Linked DNA regions of Homo sapiens: region 1 is linked to region 2. The links are chromatin contacts, found by Hi-C or POLR2A ChIA-PET in ENCODE. All regions are on one chromosome and are shown on one strand. Each heading gives the region's core, a stretch centred on a gene start or an enhancer-like site at or near the end of the contact. The rest is flanking DNA. Distances are from core to core; before and after follow the strand shown.

What was found. A loop is a pair of places that touch in the nucleus more often than their neighbours do. ChIA-PET counts read pairs that join two places held with the same protein, here RNA polymerase II (POLR2A).
Region 1: a map with no recorded cell type shows a loop between it and region 2 (8-fold over the local background). The contact joins two enhancer-like sites. A Hi-C loop is called at or near these places in 1 of 37 single-sample maps with no recorded cell type. POLR2A ChIA-PET finds 5 or more read pairs at or near these places in 1 of 52 experiments (GM12878).

Annotation. Positions count from the first base shown.
Region 1 is chr11:121,654,423-121,657,495 of GRCh38, forward strand. No RefSeq gene overlaps it. Among named protein-coding and RNA genes, the nearest start is that of SORL1-AS1, 200 kb to the left of the region's middle. RefSeq lists an enhancer at 1,415-1,624. Within about 2 kb of position 1,654, at least 35 of the 41 ENCODE cell types and tissues checked have a DNase peak (open chromatin) inside an H3K27ac peak, as active enhancers do.
Region 2 is chr11:119,571,272-119,574,182 of GRCh38, forward strand. No RefSeq gene overlaps it. Among named protein-coding and RNA genes, the nearest start is that of NECTIN1-AS1, 140 kb to the right of the region's middle. Within about 2 kb of position 1,425, at least 2 of the 41 ENCODE cell types and tissues checked have a DNase peak (open chromatin) inside an H3K27ac peak, as active enhancers do.

The sequences.
Region 1 (3,073 bases), core at 404-2,903, 2.1 Mb after region 2:
GTGGGCAGCAGAGAGCTGAGGGTGTGTTTGGTAGCTGCGTGTAAAGGGAGGCACTGTGCTTAATGAGGTCTGCAAGCCTCGATCTTTTCATTTGACCCAGGTTTTTCTCCCTTGGATTAACCTCTCTGTGTGTTGTTGGGAAGTACTGTTCATCTGGTTGTAGCTCAGAATTTTGTACCTGGCCCAGAGGAGATTCCTGGGAGTGGAATCTAGGTCCCCACCCAATTCTGATTGTGAGTAATGGATGCCGTTTGGATGGGAACTGTAGAGGATTTATCTTTAACGCCAGAGGGCTGGAGGTCAGAGCTGAAGCAGGTTGATTAAAATCAGTTACTCAGGGGATTTGACTACACAACCCAAAACACAAGCTGGAGGAATCCAGCTTCTTCTCAGAACTGCCCCCAAATACTGAGGAAAGGTAGATTCGAGGTCTGCAATCCTCGCCTTGCTTCTCAACTCAGAGCTGTCATTGTCTCAAACACGCACTTGACACTAAACATACATTTTTCTCTGACATATTTGTATTGTTTTTTAAGCTGTATGACAAATAGTTATGCTGAGTGAGTTCCGGGCACCTAGCAGGCAGGCAGTAAATATTTGCTGTACATCGAAAGAATGCCGTTGGCTTGGCTGTCAGTATGGCTCCGATTCAGAACCATCCCATTGCTGGGTTCTTGAAGCTGGGAGGATTGCACGTTGAAGGGCTGGTCAAGCCCTGCCTGACCAGAAAGGTCTCTGTGAATACTTTGGTCATAGAGACCAGAAAGGTCTCTGTGAATACTGGAACATTCTCAGACATGCCGAGCAAAAGCTACCATCGCAGGCAAGAGGGACGGTGGGGGGAAGTGCAGCTGGGAGTTTTCATAGAGACGTGGTTCCTTTGTTCTGGTAGATTTCAGCCAGAAAGAACAGCAAATTTTTACTGTCTGCAAACCACTAAGGAGCTACTCCCCTCCCCCTTTACCTCCTTCCTTCCCAACCTGGGAATTCATTTGCTGCTTCTCTCTCCTCCTCCTCTGCCCTCGGGCAGTCCTCAGGGACAAAGCTCTTTGTTGTGAACACTCCGAGACAATACGGGATTGCACAGTCCCCAGGGCACAATCGGGGCTGTCCTCCATGGAGAGTGATCGCCCGGGCAGAGACCCCCACCTGTTGATCTCCCCCTTCCCGGGGCGAGTGGCAACCTGCATTGTGCTGGGGACGCACGCGTTTCCACAGCAGGCTCAGCAGATGGTGCTGGTGAGCAAAGCCATTCCCGTCCCTCTCGCGCCCCTCCCCACCGCCAGAGCCTCGCTGGTCTAAAGCAAAAACAGATGTTTTCATCATTTCTGGATCTGGCATGTGACTCGCAGTTCAGCAATGCGCCGACATAACCCAGAGTTGTACGTCCCCATCATCCCCCGCAAAATAAAAATCCTGAACTTAAACGAGCCTTCCTCCTAGGCGAGCCACTGACACATGATCTGTGTAATCCACCCGGCACGTGTTTAATCGGACTCCAACTGCAACTGCCTTTGTAGCCAGCCCCGGCTCTATAATTGGGAAGTTGTCTTTTTTTCAGCGAAGACACGGGACAGCCAGACTAGCTATCTTTACACCAAGGGCTGGGAAGAGGCGCTAGCCTTTTAAAATAGCCCTGGTCTGGCTGGCTGGCGAACCTGTCTGCGTGGGAGCCGGTGAGCGGGGCCAGAGCAAAACAGGAAGGCCGCGGCGGCGCACCCTGTTCCCGGCGCCCTCGGCAGGTGGCAGCATTGGCCCGAGCTGGCCTCTGCCGCTGGCCAGCCCCAAAGCAGGGCCCTTTTACTTTCGGTGGCCTCAAAATTATTAGTTCCAGATGAGTTCTTGCAATTGTAATATTTGGTTTAACCCAATCTGCCCGACTGCGTCAGCGCACGTTCAAATACAGCCGTCTGAAGTCTACCCAGACATCAGAGGCATGTTTCGGGGGTGTCAACATTCCTTACCCTTTGAAAGAATTAAAGCAAAACAAAACAAAACAAAAAAAGGAGGCTGATTTATCCCAAAACGAAAGAAGGGTGAACAGGCGTGGGGCTAGGGTGCCTGAGAGGGAGCGAGCAGTGGACATTCAGGGAAGGCGTAACAATGGAACTTTGTCCAGGAGGCCCGCTAGAGTGGAACTGGATTTATTTGTTGAACTAGAAAGGGACCTCTAGGTTCTTTGAAGGTTAGAGCAAATAAGCAAAACTGGCGTGCATTTGGTTTACCAACAGCAGAGTCCTTCAAGTCACGTAGGCTGCTATTGTCAGACACAAAACGCGTTGTTTCTGGGGCTGGGCCTCTGCTTAACACTTGGCTTGGTGTCCCAGGAAGGGGGCAGTGGAGGAGGGGGCTCCCCATCTTAGCACACAGCTTTTAGGGGCACTCTGAATGTCTGCCAAGGATGTAGACTGGGTTTCCTAAGGACAGCAGCCTAGGCCGCAGAGGACTCGTTTAGAAGACAGGAGCCCTCCTGCAGGCCCTCTGGCGAGTGGACTGGCTGGAGTCGTCAAGTGTCTTGTAAACGGCCCTGCTGTGGTTTTACTGCAACACCGTGGAGCTGGACACGGGGGAGACTAGGGACCCATCCCGGTGGTCTCAGGGTATTACAGATGCATGAGCTGAGGCTAAAAGACTCCCTCTGACCCCCAGGGCAGAGCAGCAAAATGTGCAAAGGGAGCCCAGAAATCCTGCTCCAACCACCAGCCAGGAAAGGGTGTCTCTTCCCTTAGCAGAGATGGAATAACCTGGCCTTGAAAAGACAGCCTCTGTCAAGCAGTCCCCCACACCCCTTCCCCCTGCCTGCACCTCACTTTTAAATCTGTGCTCAAATTCTTCAGTAAGATTCCTGCTAGTCGACTACAGGGAGCCTGACCGTTTCCCTGCAGGTCTCTGGCTCAACATGGTACTGATCAAAAGCTGGCACCAGTCTGGCAGATGCTTTAAGTCCTGCATGTCGGGAGCTAGCGGCTGGTGCTGGCATCAGCCAGCCAGGCAGACAGAGTGGCCATCTTGTTAGATGTGGTTGGGGCCTCGCTCATCACTTACCTGCTGCAGGGGCCACCCCACTGTGTGG
Region 2 (2,911 bases), core at 175-2,674:
TCTCCCAAAGGGTCGAGTCTTTTGCTTTTGTGTACTACTGTTCATGAATACCCAGATCCCTCCCTGAAAAGGCATTACATTCCCTGCCCTTGTGAACCAAGGTGCAGCTGTGTGACTTGTTCTGGTCAATTAAATGCAAGCAGAAGCACGTGTGACACTTTGGGCTGAAGCTTGAAGTGCTGGTGCTTTGCTCACCCTCTTTCTCTCTGACTCGGGAATTGGCGTCAGCAGATGATGGCTGTGCCTTCAACTTGGGAGCCTAAAGTGAAAGTGACAATACTGACAACATGGGAGTGGAGGCCTCAGCCAATCCACAAAAGGATGTGTACTGTGGGCCAGAAATAACCACTTGTTGCTTTATACCCCTCAGATTTTGGCTTTTTTTCTTGCTGCAGTATAACCAGCCTATCCAGACTGATTTTTGCCACAAAGACTTTTGAAAAAAAATTTATTTTGATGAGGTTAAAATGATTACTCATTTATTTTATGACTTCGGGGCTTGTGCCGAAAGATCTTCCTCAATCATGCAATGAAAAACCTTAAATATTACTTCCCTGCCAGACATGGTGGCTCACACCTGTAATCCTAGCACTTTGTGGGGGGACGAGGCAGGTGGATCACCTGAAGTCAGGAGTTCGAGACAAGCCTGGCCAACATTGTGAAACCACGTCTCTACTAAAAATACAAAAAAATTAGTCAGGTGTGGTGGTGGATGCCTGTAATCCCAGCTACCCAGGAGGCTGAGGCAGAAGAATTGCTTGAACCTGGGAGGCGGAGGTTGTAGCGAGCTGAGATCGCACCACTGCACTCCAGCCTGGGCAACAAGAATGAAACGAAACTCTGTCTCGAAACAAACAAACAAACAAACAAACAAAAACCTCCAAAACAAATATTATTTCCCACATCTGTATTATTATTTTAAAAATCCTCCCACGGTTTGTTGAAAATGCATTATTTAGCTTCCAATTTGAAATGCCATCAGGTGCCACTCCTCTGACTGTCATTGTTACGTTGTTCAAGAAGTGGAGCTTGGGGCAGCAGCTGTTCTTGCCTGGGCCCACCACCATAACCCCAGTGTTCAAGACTGTCTGGCTGCTGCTGAAAACAACTTGACTGCAGATGTGTATTCCAATCAGGAGCTTCTCCTGTCACACAGAAGCCTAGAGTTGGGCATTTCAGGGCCAGTAGGGCAGCTCCAGGGGCGTTCTTATGTGCTTCGGTTTTAACCTCCTTAACACGTGGCTTTCCCAGACCTCATTGTCCAAGATGTCTGCTGGAGCTCCAGCCATCAAGCCTGAGTTTCAGGCAAGAAGTAGGAGAAGGCAGGTGAGGCCAAAGGGACTATGCCAATTGTTCATCTCCCTTTTAAGGAACTTTCTCGGATGTCTCACCTACAGTCTTCTGTTTATACCTCATTGCCCAGAACTTAGTCATAGGGCCACACCTTGTATCAAAGGGGCAAGACATGTAGAGTTTATGGTGTTGGTGTGATGGAATGCTGGAGGTTGCTGATGAGATAGGGGATAGATAAGTTCTCTGATAGTCTCAGAACTTTGGAGGCAGGGCCTGTTCCTAAAAAACAGAGCTTCCTGGTAGCAAATCTCAGCAGAAGGCACCATAGCCCTCCCCATCCCCTCCTTGCCTTCTGGCCATCTCAGGCCATATCCAGCTTTTGGGGACTCCCCACAAGGGGCTGCACCTGTGAGTGGGAGCTGACAGCTGGGAGGGAGCCCAGCCCCTACTCTGGGAGACAGAAGCCCTCTGGGTCTTTGGCCAATTCACCCTTGGCTGGCGTTGACTAACTGGCTTGAATCTCTGAGCCTTGGGCAACAAGAGTAGCTTCCCAGGGCTGCTGCGCTAACAGACAGAAGTTGCATCTAGGAAAGCCTTAGGAGGTTCCAGCTGTTGATTTTGGGAGAACAAGGGAAGACTGCCTGGGAGTTCTTGCTGCCACCAGCAGGGGCGGCCTGAGTGCTGTCGGAGAGGCCCGGAGGAGGAGAAGTGTGGGTGCTCTGTTGCTCTCACCTTTCCCACAGCTTCCTGATCCCCCTTCAGGATTTTTCACCTGTCCACACACCCGAAATCACCAGCACTCCCCAGCGTCCTCACCCCAACTTCCCCGGCTCAAGCGATCCTCCTACCTCAGCCCCACGAGTAGCTTGGGACCACAGGTGCATGCCACCACACCTGACTAATCTATTTATTTTTTGTACAGATGGGTCTTGCTATGTTGACTAGGCTGGTCTCAAACTCCTGGCCTCAAGCAATCCATCCACCTCAGCCTCCCAAAGTGCTGAGATTACAGGCATGAGCCACCATGCCCGGCCACATTTGTTTCTTGTTCTCATGAAATTCCCATGCCTCTCTGGGACAGCTCTCCCTGGATCCAAGCTTGTCGATCTGATAAAGCCTCCACCTCAACGCTTGCCTCAAAGAGTGAAGAGAGAATGAGGGCCTCATATCTACTCTTCTATGCTTCAGTCTGGAGGTAACACTTAGACCCATAGCCTGCTAGTCAGAGCAAGGCGCACAGCTCTGTGACCTGCAGGCCCTGGGAAATGCAGGGAACACACAGATTGAGTATCTGCAGTCAAGCCTCTGTTAGTAGCAGTAACAAATGTAGTAGCTGTGTCTGCTAAAAGCCTATAGGACCATGCTACCAGTTCATATCCAAGTTCCTGCCTAGTCCTCGATAACTATGATCTGGCCTGGCTGATGCCTCCCAGCCCATCACCCCCATCTCTCTTCAAATACATCTTGCAAAGTCCTTCCTCCCAGCCCTATTCATGCTCTTCTTCTGCTTTATCAACTGTCACCACTTCCTTCCTCTTTCCTAAGTTCTTCAGGGCCCAAATCAAGTTCAATCTCTTCCTCAAAGCCTCCTTTTGGCTTATCCCTTAGTGCTATCCCT